Linked DNA regions of Homo sapiens: region 2 is linked to region 1. A link is an interaction called in ENCODE POLR2A ChIA-PET data of the cell type or tissue named here. Cell type or tissue: GM12878. All regions are shown on one strand. Each heading gives the region's core, and the rest is flanking DNA. Links, peaks and the distances in the headings are about the cores only.

The links. ChIA-PET counts read pairs that join two places held together with the same protein. Peaks named below come from ENCODE experiments on the same cell type or tissue, not always from the same donor. Only the 100,000 strongest peaks of a DNase experiment are listed, where the experiment ranks them.
Region 2: POLR2A ChIA-PET joins it to region 1 with 10 read pairs; 23 of 35 experiments call an interaction of 5 or more read pairs at or near these places.

The regions. Positions count from the first base shown.
Region 1 is chr17:46,182,827-46,191,881 of GRCh38, forward strand. The region is part of intron 1 of KANSL1 (KAT8 regulatory NSL complex subunit 1); the gene reads right to left. Among named protein-coding and RNA genes, the nearest start is that of KANSL1, 6.1 kb to the right of the region's middle. In GM12878, for the core only: no CTCF peak of the experiment used is centred there; a DNase peak (open chromatin) is centred at 4,312; H3K4me3 peaks cover 3,920 bases; H3K27ac peaks cover 1,682 bases.
Region 2 is chr17:46,132,668-46,141,722 of GRCh38, forward strand. The region is part of intron 2 of KANSL1 (KAT8 regulatory NSL complex subunit 1); the gene reads right to left. Among named protein-coding and RNA genes, the nearest start is that of KANSL1, 56 kb to the right of the region's middle. In GM12878, for the core only: no CTCF peak of the experiment used is centred there; no DNase peak of the experiment used is centred there; H3K4me3 peaks cover 726 bases; H3K27ac peaks cover 2,474 bases.

The DNA.
Region 1 (9,055 bases), core at 529-8,528:
TACTACACTAGATAGTTTAAGGCTTAAACTGAAACGGTCTTAACTGCCTGACAGTAAATTCTGAATTTTAGTCTTTAGAGGAAAGTCAGTCAAAGAACACCAACTACCTACTGAGTATCTCCAATAAATATTAAAATGCCTAGAGTATTCAAAGCACCACAGTAAGTACATACAAGGATGACAAGCAGCAGTAAAGAGAGACACTACTGTGTGATTTGGGGGATGGAGGCAATCCTCATACAGGCTGAGAAGTAGGCGGAGTCAGAAAATGCTTTTCAGAAAAAAGAACATCCAGGCTGAAACCTAAAGAATGAGTAGGAGCTGGGTGCAGTGGCAGGCGCCTGTATTTCCAGTTACTCAGGAGGCAGGAGGATGGCTTCAGGCAAGGAGTTCAAGGCCAGCCTAGGCAACATAGCCCCCATCTAAAAAAGCCACCCAAACAAAAACACTAATTTTTTTTTTTTAAATGATGGCCTACCATGGTAGCTCACACTTATAAGCCCAGCACCTTGGGAGGCCAAGGCAGGAGGATCGCCTGAGCCCAGGAGGAGTTTGAGACTAGCCTAGACAACACACTGAGACCCAGTCTCTAAAAAAATAATAATTAGCTGGGCATAGTGGGAGGGTCACTTGAGCCTGGCGGGTGGAGGTCGCAGTGAGCTGTTATCACGCCACTGCACTCCAGCCTGGGTTACAGAGCAAGATTCTGTCTCAAAAGAAGGAAAAGAGGAGAGGGGAGGAGAGAGGAGAGAGGAGAGAGGAGACAGGGGAGAGGGGAGAGGAGGTGAGAGAAGAAAAGGAGGGAAAGAAGGAAGGAGGGAGGGAAGGAAGGGAAGGAGTAGGGCCGGGAGAGGTGGCTCACGCCTGTAATTCCAGCACTTTGGGAGGCCAAGGCAGGAAGATCACTTGAGGTCAGGAGTTTGAGACCAGCCTGGCCAACACAGCGAAACCCCGTCTTTGCCTGTAATCCCAGCTATTCAGAAGGCTGAGGTACAAGAATCACCTGAATCTGGGAGGCAGCGGCTGCAGTGAGCTGAGATGGCACCACTGCACTCCAGCGTAGGCGACAGAATGAGACTGTCTCCAAAAAAACAAAAAGAAAGAAATGAGTAGAATTCAGCATTGCCTATACAACTACTTCAAGCATCCCATATTCAAAACCCATTCCCTGCCCCAACACCAAATCCAAAACTTCCTCCTGCTCCTCAACATTGTCTATTTGAGTTAATCATGACCTCAAATCACCAACTTACTTTTTACCATAAATATTTAATTTAAACATCTACTAAATGCCAGATACAAGATAGTAAAATATAAATTAGGTGTGAAGGTAGCCTAGCTTGATAAAGTACTGTATTTCACCTGAAGGGGTCAAGGAAGGCTTCTAGAAAAGATGACATACTGACTGAATTTTGAAAGGTGAGGTGGTGCACAGAGGGTGAGGGTTGGCAACACACAGAATGACAGGCACATTCATTCCATCCTTGGTGCCAATGCCCTAGTGCAGAACCTCATTATGTACTATAGTAATTCAGGCAGTAATAATCTCCCAACTATTCTTCCTTCTTCCTGTCTCAGCAAGCCTCTAATCTAGCGTCCACTACCAAAATGATTATTAGAAAGGGAAGAAAAAAGGAAAGGAGGGGGTAAACCTAAATCTAACCATTTAAAATCTTTCACTGACTCTAGAGTAAGGATGAGTCCAAATTCCCCACACACCATTATCTGTCCCCTTTTTACATTAGACCTCATCTCCAGCCTGTCCTCACTGCAGCCACCTGAAACATATGTTTCCTGGCTCTTCTATGCCCCTGCACCTTTACTCATGCTACTCTTTCACGGTTCAGCTCAAGGTTACATGCTCTTTCAAGTATTCCCCATTACTCCCAGGTTGAGGTGGGGTCCCTCCCTCTAGGCTCTTACCTGCACCCCCATGACACCCTGGCTATTGCTCATGGTACAATATAAACTCACAATTTTGTCTTGTCTCTTTCTTCCCCAGAGTATGTACTTTTTTTTTTTTTTTTTTTTGAAACAGAGCCTCTCATTGTCACCCGGGCTGGAGTGCAGCGGCACAATATTGGCTCACTGCAACCTCCACCTCCTGAGTTCAAGCGTTTCTCCTGCCTCAGCCTCCTGAGTAGCTGGGATTACAGGCACCCGCCACCACATCTAGCTAATTTTTTGTCTTTTTTAGTAGAGACAGGGTTCCACCATGTTGGCCTGGCCTGACCTCGTGATTCGCCAGCCTCGGCCTCCCAAAGTGCTGAGATTACAGGCATGAGCCGCCACGCCTGGCCAACTATGTACTTCTTAAAAAAGGAGGGTTATAGCTTGTTTTATCTCTGTCCCCTACAAGCAGCACAATGCCTGGCAGACAGCAGACCAACACACGTTAAGCAACCTGAGCATTCTATGCTAAACCCATCAGATGAAGATCCATTAGGACGTTAATGGGGATGTCTGAAGTGATCAACCACCTAACAAGAAGAGGCATCAACTGAACCTAGGATAGGCTTCACCCACTACAAGTTCCAGTTATTTACTTGACCAAGCACCTGTACCCAGACTAGGAAACTTTTTAACTACACTTTTTAAGCTATTATTAAATGTGGTTACACAGCATTATAAAGGTAATAGCCATCAAAATCACAAATGTAATTGCTCAAACTTTTACCCAGCAACTGCACTTCTAGAAATCTATTCAACAGAAATATTCTCATAGGTACTCAAAGATGTATACACAATGCTTTCACTGAAGAACTGGAATACAAAAAAAAAACCCTAATTAAAAAGATCAAGCCATATAACAAGTATGATCCCATTAAACATATATATATACACATATATATACACACACATATATACACACACACACACACACACACACACACACACACACACACACGGATAGGCTAGGCCCCATGGCTCATGCCTGTAATACCAGCTACTCTAGAAGTCAAGGTGGGAGGACTGCTTGAGCCCAGGAATTCAAGACCAGCCTAGACAACATAGCAAGATACCATCTCAAGAAAACTTTTTTTTCTGAAGGATGTCTATATATCAAACTATTAATGGTGTTAATCCTACTTCTATGCTAGCACTGAATTCAAATTTCCTACCACTCTTTAGCTGACAAAAGACAGAGGAAAAAAAAATCATACTTTTTATCATATCTCTTTCCAACAAGCCCTAATGGTTGGTGTAAGTGCTCCTGAACAATCCTAAAATCAGCGACTTCTGGAAGATTTTAAGAATTCTAAAGGAGGCCGGGCGCGGTGGCTCATGCCTGTAATACCAGCACTTTGGGAGGCCGAGACGGGTGGATCACAAGGTCAGGAGATCGAGACCATCCTGGCTAACACAGTGAAACCCCGTCTCTACTAAAATGCAAAAAAAAAAAAAAATTAGCTGAGCATGATGGCGGGCACCTGTAGTTCCAGCTACTCGGGAGGCTGAGGCAGGAGAATGGCATGAACCCAGGAGGCAGAGCTTGCAGTGAGCTGAGATCCCGCCACTGCACCTCCAGCCTGGGGCACAGAGCGAGACTGTGTCTCAAAAAAAAAAAAAAAGAATTCTAAAGGAAACAGGTTATTCTGGGAGGGTCCATGGCCAAATTCCTGAGTTCCCACTGAAACCTACCTTATACCTTTAGAGAAAAGTCAATTAATGACTTTTAAAAGTACATTTTTCCAATGCCAATAAAATGTTAAGTCAATACTAATATCCATTTTTCATTCTCTTGGGAGGCAAGGGGTAAGGAGTAAATCACTAAGTGCAAAAAAATACAGTCCAATTTTTTGGAGACATGCTTAAGGTCTTCAAAGAGCTTCAGTTCTCCATGGTAACATATGGAGAGTTTAATGAAACTTTCCTGACAGTTCAACTTATCAGACTGGTATTTCTTTTTTCTTTTTTTTGAGACGAAGTCTCTCTCTGTCGCCCAGGCTGGAGTGCAGTGGTGCGATCTCGGCTCACTACAACCTCCGCCTCCAGGTTCAAGCAATTCTCCTGCCTCAGCCTCTTGAGTAGCTGGGACTACAGGCATGCGCCACCATGTCCAGCTAATTTTTGCTGTTTTTTTTTTTAGTAGAGACAGGGTTTCACCATGTTAAGCCAGGCTGGTCTCAAACTCCTGACCTCAGGTGATCCGCCTCGGCCTCCCAAGGTGCTGGGATTACAGGCATGAGCCACCACACCCAGCCCAGGCTGGTATTTCTATGAAGTGTCTCTCCTATACTAGAAACCAGAAACTAGCTACAGTACTTAGCTTTGAGCCTCTTTCCCTTCACACCCTCTGGTGGAGGTGCTAACAAACAGTCACAAAGGCCAAATAACAAGCAGCAAGAGGAAAGTCTAGATATGAGTTCTTAGCAATTTTTGGTTTAACATCCTAACAACAAAATTGTTATTCCTCTTTTTTATTCCCTAATACTTACCTTCCAACTGAATTTAACCAAGTCTAACCTTAAGCTCTCCCCTTTTTAAAAAGGAATTAAAAGGTGAGGGACTCCATTAAGTTTGATGTCACTCAAGCAACTTTTTCCAAATAAGAGCAGAATCTGCTGTAATTAAAATTCAGAGTAAGATCTCATTTTGGATTCCTGGTTCAGGTTACAAGAACCAGAGTTTTTAAAATAACATTTAGATAAAACTGCACTCAATCTACCTCCACTTTGCATTTCCTGACCCTCAAAATCTTGGAAAGAAACTTTAATTCTAAAAAAATTACAGCCAGGAAAAAAAAGGGTAAGTTCACAGTCAGCAACAATAAAATACACAGCTAAATAATTTCCTGGTAGAGGGCTTTCAAATGTTAACACTGTGGAAGCAGCTTAAAATCTTGGAAAAGCAAGGCTTGCAGAAAGTAACATTTATTAAACAACTATTTTGCCGCATTGTGCTACTAAATGGGGAAGGTCTACTCTATTTAAAAGGTCTCTTCCACCTTAAAGGGACTCTTTGCATAAAGGTTTAAAATCTTCATATAAAATGTTTGATTTTTTTCTTTCAGACTGCCCAAACTCATTTGTTTTTGATTCATAAACATGAGCTGTGTTTTCTACTTTGGTCAAGTCAGTTTCCGCACTCTATTTTAGCTTTACCTTTATTCTACCAAAGACAAGAAAATGCTTAATAAAAAAAAATATATATTGCAGCTCTTTTTGGAGTCCAAGTATTTTGGTAAATCACACCTTTTGGCTTATTTTCTCCTATGTATTTTGTTCTACATCCTAAAAGGCACATGGCTTAAAAAAGAAACAAATAATAATAGTTACCCCCTGCCATACTAGTCATCTCCTATGACCCACAATCCTCCCCTCAATCTGCAAGTGACACCCAAGGATATCACTTACCTCCTATATCTTCTGATAGCCTTCAAACGCTGGTGAACTCTAGTACAGTGGATATTTGTCTTTTCTAATTCATACTGTCTTCTACAGCCATAGTGTGGTTCAACTGAGTTTTGATCTCACATTTCAGGGAATGGGAAGTACTGATGAGGGAAACTTATCTTGTCATATAAACTATTGTTCTGCACAACTTTTAGTATGCCCAGAGGTATATACGCAACTTATCAGCATAGAAACTGTAATTTAAACATACATCTTCAGAAGCAACATGAGAACTAAAAAAGTCTTAAAACAGACTTCCAAGAAACAGTTATGAAGTCCAATTTTAGGAAAAAGACATGATCCAAGTGTTCTTTGCACTGACACAGTAGGCAAGCCAGGTGTCTGGGGCCATTTTACTTAAGAACCTGCCCTGTACTCCTTTCTTAAGGTAAGTAAGTAAAGAGGCACTAAGGTAAAATACGCTTCCCAAGACATAGACTAATCAAATCACTCAAGGCAGGAACATTTAAAATGAAGAAAGAGTACAACGAAAGCTGCTTTAAAACTCTAAATAAGACAAGCAAGGGGCCAGGCCCGGTGGCTCACGCTTATAATCCTAGCACTTTGGGAGGCTGAGGTGGGTGGATCACCTGAGGTCCGGAGTTCAACACCAGCCTGGCCAACATGGCAAAACCCCATCTATACTAAAAATAGAAAAAAATTAGCCAGGCGTGGTGGTGGGCACCTGTAATGCCAGCTACGCAGGAGGCTGAGGTAGGAGAATCGCTAGAACCCTAGGGGTGGAGGTTGCAGTGAGCCAAGATCGCGCCACTGCACTCCAGCCTGGGCAACAGAGCAAAGATTGTCTCAAAAAAAAAAAAAAAAAAAAAAAAAAAAAAAAAAAGACAAGCAAGGTTATATGCTCCCGTTGCTCAACCTACTCAGGAGGCTAAGGCAGGAAGATCACTTGAGCCCCGGAGTTCAGGCACTCTAAACTGTAGCGCACAATGATTACATCTGTGCACGCCAACCTGGGAATCACAGCGAGACCCCGAGACCTCGTCTCTAAAATGAAAAAGAAACAAAATCTCTAAACCACTCAATAAGATTTACTCTGGGGCAATCAACAGACAACCACTTATTCAGTTTACCCTAGTCCCTCCCCTCTAAACTCAAGGAATGGAACGGAGAGGTCCTTTGTTGGGGGGTGGAGAGGGACAATAAAACTATATACATCTATCTAGCAAGAAAGTCGCTTATTTCTGTGTCTTAATGGACTCACCAAGAAGAAAAAAATAGCCCCTACCCATCTCCCCACAAGCTGAAAAAACATAAAAGGAATACGCATTACTCTTTAAACATGGCGTTTACTATGTTTAGAAAATCCAGTGTGGATTAGTTTGGTGTTTTATAGCACATTTTAAAAATTGCTTGTCTAGGCTAAGCGTAGTGGTTCATGCCTGTAATTCCGGCACTTCTGGGAGGCCGAGGCAGGTGGATCACTTGAGGTCAGGAGTTCGAGACCAGCCTGGCCAACATGGTGAAACCCCCGTCTCTACTAAAAATACAAAACTTAGCTGGGCATGGTGGCACACGCCTGTAGTCCCAATGGCACATGCCTGTAGTCCCTGCTACCCAGGCGGCTGAGGCACGAGAATCGCTTGAACCTGGGAGGCGGAGACTGCAATGAGCTGAGATAGCACCACTGCACTCCAGCATGGGCGACAGAACGAGACCCTGCCTCAAAAAAAAAAAAAAAAAAAATTGCTTGCCTGATATAACAAGGTAACTAAGCTTTACTCGCAAAGGGGCCTAATCAGAACCTCTCAATACTAAAATACCTTCTCAAACAACCACAACACCCCTATGTTTACAGAGTACACAAATCAGGTCATAACGAACAGAACAAACCTAAAACTTCTTATTCACTTTAAAATGCAATTAAAACCTGTGGTCAACTCAATCCTCTACAGAAGACGCAGAGACACTGGTTACAATGTAGCATTACTAGAGATGGAAGAGTAGCCTTAGTGACAGTGAAGAAAAAAGTTTAGTATAGTTACTTCACTTTCTTCTCACCTTGATATGAGTTCACAAGTGAACTAAGGCCTACTCATTTTCTAACTTCCAGAATTTTCCTCAACAGGAAACACTCACGTAACAAAGAGTGCTCTGCAGGTTTAACCAGAGAAATAACATGTGTAGGCAGGAAGAAAGAAAATCAGACAAAAATTTAACATCTCACGTTGGTAAAGCACCAAAGTCAAATACGAATGTTCTGAACGTGGCTTTCAGAAAAGATGCAAGAAAACTTCTAAAATACTTCACTTCAGTGGACTCATATAGATGGAAAGACCGAAAATCCCACCCTACCATAAAGGCTCTAATAATTCTTAACTGATCATTCTTTTAACTGGTCACAATCACAGACACTGGTATATACTCAAATGAGGTGGCCATCAGTGACAACCATCTTCACCATAATATAGACATTAAGAACCTTTGTAACATTTAATGTTTCCCTCCAAGTAGTTCAAAAAATAAAAAGTCAATCACCTCAAATTATGAGGTACTAACAAATACACCAAATATGCTAAAGGTCGAAGGAACGGCACACTTTGTTGCATAAACCTAGTGGAAATCCAATTCAGAATTTCATGACTGAAGGTAGTTATTCCACATTTATAATACATTTTTTAAATTCCCAAGGGATGAGCATTTTTACCTTGCCTTATTTTTAGAACTACACATCACACTGCACATATCACATGACATGATGTAACTGTTAGCAAAGAAAATGGTCCAAACCATTGACAATGTACATGGTAAATCAGGATCAATGCATACTCAAGAACCACATTTCGTATTTACTTTAAAAAAAAAGTTTCTTAATTCAAAATGTTTTTTCAAATTGAAAAAATGTCTAGTAACCTATGTAGAAAAAACCAGAAATGTACTTCGTATTTTATAAAATAGGAGTTTACCCAATTATGGGAAAAACTGATATAAAGAAACAGATAAAGGAATAACATACTTCTAAAACTACAGGATTAAAAGTAAAAATTTTCTAGATCAACACCGAAATGCTAATAAATACACTTAGCATTAGGCACAAAACAATTACTACTCAAAAGTATTCACTGTTGATAGGTTAAAAAAATAGTTTTAACTGACAACGCCTGTAGACAATTGAAATTTTCTAAATTGGTCAGACAGCATGCTAGAAAAGGAACCAAGTAGAGCCTATAGGAAAGGGGAAAGGGAAAACACACCCACTTAAGCCTTTGTAAATAGTGGTCCTTTAACTGACCCAAAAAGCAGAGAAAACAGAAATTACAGACCATCCTGACAAATGGAAAACATATTCTAACGTACTAGTTTCCATACTTGAAAGGACTTTCAAAATGAAGTTCAGTAGCAATCTATAACTATATCATGATTATGCAAGGCAAAGATTATGTAATTTTATCGTTTATTTTAAAATGTTCTCCGACTCTAAAACTAAAACAAGTAAAACGTTTTGATCTCTCCAAAGCGAAAAGGAAAGGTTCCTCTGAGCTGCAATTTAAAAATATAAACACACACCCCAAAACAAACAAAAAAACACAATGATTGCTAGCCACGTGACAAAGGAGATGGCAACACCAGGATTGTGAATGGAGGGGAGGGAGGCGAGGCTGGAGGAAGAGAGATTTCTCGGAACTTTGGGGACCGCGGCA
Region 2 (9,055 bases), core at 670-8,669, 50 kb before region 1:
CCAGGTTCAGTGGCTCTTGCCTGCAATCCCGACATTTTGGGAGGCCGAGGTGGGAGAACCACTTGAGTCCAGGAGTTTGAGACCACGTAATATAGTTAGACCCTGTCTCTGAAAAGAATACAAGAATTAGCTAGGCATGGTGGCATGTGCCTATAGTCCTAGCTGCTCGGGAGGCTGAGGCAGAAGGATCACTTGAGCCTGGGAGGTCGAGGCTGCAGTGAGCCATCATCATACCACTGGACTTCCAGCTTGGGCGACACAGCAAGACCGTGTCTCGAAAAAAACAAAAGTAAGCAGATGGAAACCTGAAGAGATAAAATAACCTGCTCAAAACCACAATCATGGAGACTGTTTGTTTAGGGTCCATTATATGCCAAGTACCAGGGTGACCACTTTTTACATTTTTAACATCAGGTCCTCACAACAGCCCAGCTGGGCCCCAATTAACAGAAGAAAAACTGAGGTTCAGGTGTGAGATGGATGGAGTAATTTGTCAAAGGCGGCTCAATTTTTAATGGGCAAAATTAACATTCAAATCCAAGTTGTATGTGATCCCAAACCCTTACTGAAACCAGGACCACTGAGTGTTCTGAGGGAACGATACCAAGCACACGCCCAGACTTCCCCACCCAAGGGCATCGTTCTTTTCATTCTATCATACCACCTTAGCTGCAATGATTTTACCATGAAACATAACCAGAAATTAGCACTTTAAAGCAACTCTCAGAAGACAGGTGGTAAACGATTCTTCACTCCAACTAGAAAGGAAAAAATGACAACATACTATGAAAAAAGCTATGAGGCAGGAAAAAGCACACGTCAAGGCATGGAGATACGGATATAGACTAGGTAATTTTGCAACCACATAAGTGAAAGAAAATTTGCTATCCAATCTTCCTATTCTCTACTCCCAAGAGCCTAGTGCTTTTGTATAGTTTTCAGCTCAGTAAAGTGCCTCCAGATTTATAAAAGCTCAATGACAATAACAAGGTATCTTTATTACAAAATAGTTGTTAAAAGTTTGATTCGAAAAATTTTAAGGAAACCTTTCAGGTAACTGAAAGTGGAGGGTAGGGGCGCGACTCATGAAGGAGTTTTTTAACCAAAGAAATGATATGATACATTTTTAAATGACCACTTCAGTTGCAATATAAAATAACAGATTTTGGAGGAAAATGTCAATACAAGGATATCAATTATCAATTATTAGGTTACTATATTGGTTCAAGGAGAGATGATGGTGGCTGTGGAGATGAGTGAAATCAACAGATCCAAGATATATTTTAGAGAGTATTGTAGAAGACTAGGAATGGGAGTGACCAGACAGGAATGAAGACTTCTAGACTTACTGCACACTGTCATGAGGAAGGATGGGGATGGAAGGGTACAGTGGAATAAGCTGGGTTTTAGCAGAAGGAATCAAGAGCCCCATTACAAACACATTAAATGGCCTGGCGTGGTGGCTCACGCCTGTACTCCCAGCACTTTGGGAGGCTGAGGCAGGCGGATCACCTGAGGTCAGGAGTTTGAGACCAGCCTGACCAACATTGAGAAACCTTGTCTCTACTAAAAATACAAAACTAGCTGAGCGTGGTGGCAGGTGCCTGTAATCCCAGCTACTGGGGAGGCTGAGGTGGGAGAATCGCTTGGACCCTGGAGGTGGAAGTTGCAGTGAGCTGAGGTCGCGCCACTGCACTACAGCCTGGGCAACAAGAACAAAACTCCATCTCAAAAAATAAAAAATAAATAAAAATAAACACATTAAACGTTTATAATGTATTTACAAGACTAACAATCAGATAAAGTCTGAACTTCAGAAAGGAGATAGAGCTGACCTGAAAATATAAATTACGAACTATTGTTATATGAATGTTACTTAAAAGACGAGGAGGCCAGGTGTGGTGGCTCATGCCTGTAATCCCAGCACTTTGGGAGGCCGAGGCAGGTGGATCACTTGAGGTCAGGAGTTCAAGACCAGCCTGGCCAACATGGCGAAACCCCACCTCTACCAAAAAAAAAATACAAAAATTAATCGAGCACGGTGGCATGCACCTGTCAGCCCAGCTACTCAGGAGGCTGAGGCAGGAGAATCACTTCAATCTGGAAGGCGGAAGCTGCAGTGAGCTAAGGTGGTGCCACTGCACTCCAGCCTGGGCAACAGAGTGAGACTCGGTCTCCAAAAAAAAAAGGGCAGAAGATGGGGCGGAAGAATAGAGATAGGAAAGAGGAGGATGTTGAGAACTAAACCCTGAGGTACTTTTAGTATTCAAAGTGTAGGGGGGTCTGGAAATCTTGTAGAGACCAGTAGGGGTTGGAGTATGACATCTTCCAATAATGAATTCTCGTTGCTGTCCCCTTATGGGTCTGGGTCTACCTGATAGTCTCTTCTGGAAGTCGGTATCACTTGTGCTTAATTTCTACTCTTTTGTGCCCTCTATACAGCCTCTACTACAAATCTTTTTTGAAGAAGCACAGGGAGAAATAACTTGGGGAAAAAAAAAAGCCTATCTTTTAGAAATAGATTCTGAAATATTTACAGATGAAATAATATGTTGTACAGAATTGGCTTCAAAATAGTCCAAGTAAGGGGTGGTCTAGATAAAAAAAAAAAGAACAGCTCTGAGTAGATGCCTGTTACAGTTGGGCAATGCACACATGGGAAGGTTCACTGCACTGGTCTCTCTGAATATTTCACAATAAAACATAAAACATAGTATGGAAGGTTGGCAAACACAAGTCCATGAGAAATCTCTCCATCTTACCCAGATTAACGAGAGATACAACCAAGGATCCACAGGTTTGATGCAGACATTCTAAAAGATTCAATTATACCAAGACTTTAAAGGTGACAGATTTTTTTCCCCTCAACTATACATTTTTTTTTTTTTTTTTTTGAGACAGAGTCTCAACTCTGTTGCCCAGACTGGAGTACGGAGCCATAATCATGGCTCATTTCAGCCTTGACTTTACTGGCTCAAGCGAGCCTCCCAAGTAGCTGGGACTACAGGCATGCCCCACCATGCCTGGCTTTTTTTTTTTTTTTTTTTTTTTTTTGGTAGCGACAGGGGCCTGCTATGTTGCCCAGGCTGGTCTCAACCTCCTGGGCTCAAGCCTCAGCCTCCCAAAAGTGCTGGATTATAGGTGTGAGCCACTGCACCTGGCCTATATTGCTATCTTAAAATGTCTCAGTGACCCAACAATTTGCCAAAGAGCATGTAGAGCAAACTAGGCTCTATTCAGCATTTCCATTTCTTAATGTATCTATTTGATTTCAATAAAATTTCATCATTTTGAAGATCTCTCCCATTAGCTTGGGAAACTACAGAAACATGCACATAACTACTGAGAAGGTATCAAGTGTTCCTACACTAGTTTAAAAAAATCATTCAACACCCACATAAATTCTGATATGCACTAGGCTGAACAGCTGTTAACCACTGAGAAGCTGGGCACTGCATCCTCTCCCTGGGTCAAAACTCTATATGCTAATCAAACAGGGTCATGTATTTGGGAAAATAATAATCCATGGTAAAAGTCACAAAAAGACCTTAATTTTAAAATGAGAATTCCTAATCTATACATTCTTTAAAAAATCTAGGGTATATAGGTTGATGTACCTTCCTTGATCAAAACTCTTACTTCTCTGAAGCCTGTCAGAGTATTTTCACCACAAGGCTTGGATTAGGTTTCATTTTACATATGCATGCACATGTTCACATACCCATAATCATCCTTCTTAGTAGTATATAGAGACGGACCATATCGTTACCCTCTTCTGCTCAAATAAATGTCTTCCCCTACAAATGCTAAGGAGTAAAATGATCCAGAAAAAGTAGAAATTTGGCATAATCAGCACTGACTTCCTCAACGGTAACATACATGACATAAACACATTAGGTAGACTGGATGCCCAAAGGCCAATCCAACCTCATGTCTTCCTGGCATTTCTCAGGCCTTTCTCGTCACCCACCCCACCTAGGTTCCACGTTTCCAAAAAAGTTCCATGAAGATTCAGGAAAAAACAAAAAGGGAGGAAAACTCATTTTATTAAATTTACATCATATCCTTCTTCCCAGGGTTCAAAATTAAATAAAACCAAAAGAAGAAAACCAGAAAGACAAAAGCACTTTTGTCCAAGGTGGCAAAACACAAGAGCAATTTAACTGCCATTATGAACCAACTTATACTAAAATAGTATTTCCTGGAATGTGTATAAATTAAAAAACAAAACAAAATGTTCATGGTTACTTTTACTTTCAGGGTTGGGAACTGAATCCCACAAACAGCAGCTAAACCTCAAAAAAATTGTAATTCCCTAATTATTTCCAGATTAAAACACTTCTCTTGAACACATGTTTCTGCTGTTCTTTGGGGTGAGTGTAGGGCACAGCTGGAGTACAGTATAACACAGAAACAGCAAGTGCACTAAGAGCATCAAATCCTTCCCCCCAAAATTGTTTATCTCTTCCAGACTCCTATTCACACTTATTCCCCTGACTTAATTTTAATTCTGCCTCTTGGCCCTCTTACCTTGTCCCTTTCTACCCTACTCACTTATTCTCTATTCATCCTCATTCTCTGAAATGATAGTCAAAATAATACTTCATGCTAAAGCATTTTCTTAAATATTTCCAGATATTCCAACTTGTTATGATCTCCCACTTCTTTAAACCAGAAGCTATTACTACTTTTAGAGTGCATACCTATTTCTGCCCCATATTTATCACATACAACTTACGTATGATTTAGTTAGCATCCTCAAACTTAGAAAATGATTCTCGCAGCCCAGCAAAAATCCTTACTATAGCAGCCAATCAATATCTATTGAAAAATACATGTACCCCCTCGATACAATTGTCATAAAAGTTTTCAGTGTGCACTTAATTTGATAATGTCACTTCCATCTTTCTGTTTTGAAAACTGTTTCGCCGGGCGCGGTAGCTCATGCCTGTAATCCCAGCACTTTGGGAGGCCAAGGCAGGCTGATCACAAGGTCAGGAGATCGAGATCATGGTGAAACCCCGTCTCTACTAAAAAAAAATACAAAAAATTGGCCAGGCGTGGTGGCGGGCGCCTGTAGTCCCAGCTACTCAGGAGGCTGAGGCAGGAGAATGGCGTGAACCCAGGAGGTGGAGCTTGCAGTGAGCCAAAATCACGCCACTGCACTCAGGTCTGGGCGACACAGCGAGACTCTGTCTCAAAAAAAAAAAAAAAAGAAAATTGTTTCATAAGAATGACTCATCCTTCAAAGGAAAAATTCAGATGAAAAGGTGTCTGCACTATGTAGTGTGTTAAAATTTGTTCTCAAGCCTCTCCAGCTACCCTCAGGAGTGAACAGTGGCAAACTGCAGCTTAGGCTAGTGAAGTGATCTGCCCTACACCATCAAGTTAGCCAAGAATAGAAGCCACATTTCCTGACTCCTGCCTTGACTCCTGATCTCTTTCCACACATGCAAATACAAGTTCAGCATCCCAAACCCAAGATCCAAAAAGTTCCCAAAATAGGAAACTTTCTGAGTGTCAACATGACACTCAAAGGTAATGTTTATTGAAGCATTTTGGGTTTCCAGATTTGGGATGTTCAACTGGTAAGTACAGCTGACCCTCTGTATTCATGGATTCAATCAATCAAACAGCAAAAATATTTAAAAAACAATGTCTGTACTGAATATGTACAGACTTTTTCTTCTCATTATTCCCTAAGCAATACAGTGTAACAACTATTTACATAGCATTTACACTGTATTAGGTGTTATAAGTAATCTAGAGATGACAAAGCATACAGGAGGATGTGCATAGGTTATACACAAATACTATCCCATCTTATATCAGGGATTTGAGCACTGTCAGATTTGGTATCCACGGAAGTTCGTGGAACAAGTCATCCAAGAATACTGAAGGATAACTGTATAATGCAAAGATTCCAAAATCCAAAACACCTCTGGTCCCAAACATTTCACATCAGAGAGACTCCACCTGTAATGGCTTTCAGTTCTGTAAATCAACAGCACATCTAGTTGTGTGAATACATACGTGGCTAAGGTTCAAAGTACTTTAAAAGTATTAAGTCCAAGACAAAGATGAGATAGTATTCCTCACCTGATCCAAGGGTCACACCTGACAGTAAGAACTGGAGTCAAAGGATCATCACTGTAACCCATCAACATAGGTACAGTTCACAATATTAGGAGAAGTCATGAAGTAACATACATACAGGACACACATAAATTTCACCTCTAACCAGGAATCCTGTGATAGAATTCATTAAACCTATTCTCACTCAACTACCCCCAGTGGCTTATGAATCAATCCTAAAGGCATCAGACACAAGACTATTACCATTACAAATTTCTAATCTGCTAAGAAGTCTTGAGTTTTAAGGAAGAAACTAGTGCCAATTCATTAAAAAGGAAGGCAGAAAAATGGAAAACCAGAAGTCTTTCATTGCTGCTCTATCCCCATAATCTAAAACAATACCTAGGACATCACAGGAAACCAATGTCTATTTACTAATGTCTATTTACCTCTTAGCCTTTATTAAAGTGAACTCATAGTATTGACATTATTTTCTCATCCTCACAGGGCATTTGACCACATTTTGGAACCAAGTTTAAAATCTTTCATAGGCCAAAAAAAAAAAAAAAGTATATAATGACTAACATGCTTTAAATACCATGACAAATATAATTAAATACTTGCTCTCACTGAATTCAAAATTTTTAGTTCCCTCAAGGTGAAGTTACTCATTTTCCATTATTTCTCTCTAACATCAATTTCTCCACCAGATTTCCTCCACCTGTGCCACTACTCACCCATCTAAATGTGCACATGTGTACTCAAGCATTCAATGAATTGCTTATTATGTACTACTCAGCACGAAGAAGCAGAGGAAACCCAGCCTTTGGAGTGATATGAACCTGACTCTACTTCTTGTTTTAACCAATTACTAAGCCTTGTGACCTCGGGAAGTCAATCATTATGTCTAGTACTCCTGTTGCCTAACTGTAAAAATGTGAAGGATTATTACGTACATAAAAGCATAATACCAAAAATAGGCACTAACTGATTGTTAGTTTCCGTCCCTCTCCTACAACAGCACCCTGACTTTGGAAACTAACCCTCCACGAACTGAAAGCATTCTCAGAATATACTGTCCTTAAAAAAAGAGGAAGGAATGAAGGGAAAGAAAAGAAAAGAAAAAGGAGAGAGGGAAGGGAAAAGGCAAAAATTTTTAAAAATACTTTTGGTCCTGGTTTACAGGCCACCACAATAATTCAAGTAAATTAGCATAATCCAGAGAGACAAAAACTTTTTCTATTTTTTACTACACCAAAAAAGCTCATAATAAAATTTCAAAGTATTAAAAAATAAATGAAAGTAATCCCTTCCCTTCCTCCATCCCAACCCATCCCATCCCTCAGAAATAATCACTGTTAGCACTCTGGTGTGCACATATACACATACACATACATACATATATATTTTTGTTGCCAAAATTTTACTGCAGATATCTGGAAAATAAAGAGTAGCATAAAGAAGAAAAATATGTAATCTATACAACCGGAAAAAATTTTAAGCTGCAAATAAGTTTCCACAACTAAATTTACATTGTAAAACACATGATGGGGAAAAAAAGGTCTTTACAATAAATATGGTACAAGGACAACTGAATATCCACTATCCACAGGCAAAATAAAATTGGATTCCTACCTCACACCATACAGAAAACTAACTTAAAGTCGATCAAAGCCCTACTTAAATGTAAGCATTGAAACTCCTGGAAAAAAGCATAGGAGTAAATTCTTCATGAACTTGGGTTAGGCAATGATTTCTTATGCTGTGACACAAAAAGCAAAAGAAACAAAAAAAAAACATAAATTGGACTATATCAAAATTTAAAACTTCTGTAAATAATAATCAAGAAAATGAGAATACAATCCACAGAATGGAAGAAAATATCTGAAAATCATCTATTTGACAAGACACTGGTCTCCAGAATATATACAAAAAACACAATTCAACAATTTTTAAAAACCAAATAACTTTAGAAATGAGCAAAGGATCTCCAAAGAAGATATACAAATGACCAATTAAGCACCTGAAACGATTATCAGCATCATTAGCCATTAGAGAAATTAAAATCAAAACCACAATGAGATACCACTTCACATTGACTAGCATGGCTATAATTAAAAAGACAATTAGAAGCATTGGCAAGAATGTGGAGAGAATGGAACCCACAAATATCGCTCATGGTAATACAAAATGGTAATATAAAATGGAAAACAGGCAGTTCCTCAAAAAGTTATACACAGGGCTACTTTATGTGTTAAATGCTGAGGATGCATAAAGGATCAGAAATTCAGATAAAGCATTCCCAGAACAGTGATTGATCCTGTTTGTTTAAAAAAAAAAAAAGACAATGTACTCAACAATTAACTAAAGTACTTGTATTTCTCTTTACAAAACTAAGTTATGTAAGAACTAAACATTTTAAATTGAAAATTGTTTATCTGGTTCTTTGAACTGAAAATCCTTTTATATTCCCACCTGTGAGTGTACACAACAAGGTGAAGCAAATGCATTAAACCCAGTAGGTCTCAGGACAGGAAGCATTTACACTCAGAGGCTATCCCACAGAGCAAAATCCACACTGAAGACTAAATCATTTCACAGAACCCTAGATTTAGATAAACTTGGAGACAGGAGAGCAGCTGAAGAGCCCTTCTCTTTCCTCAAGGTTGTCTACACATCTAAATCAACTTCACTGGGGGAGCATAGGGGCTGCTTAAGGGTCTAAGACAAATAAATTCTTCTATGCAATACTTTACATTTATTTACAAACGGTCTATCTTACACTAAGCTCAAAATATTCCACTGAGCTACTGCAGAAAATCTGGGTGCGAAATAAGAAAAGACAATCAGAGAGTGTATACTCATAAAAGGAATTAAAAAGAACAAAATGCCCAAGAATACAGTATCCTCACAAAAAATACCCTAAATGAATCTAGTAAAAATTTGGCAACCCATATTCTGGAAAGATATTCTTTACAAG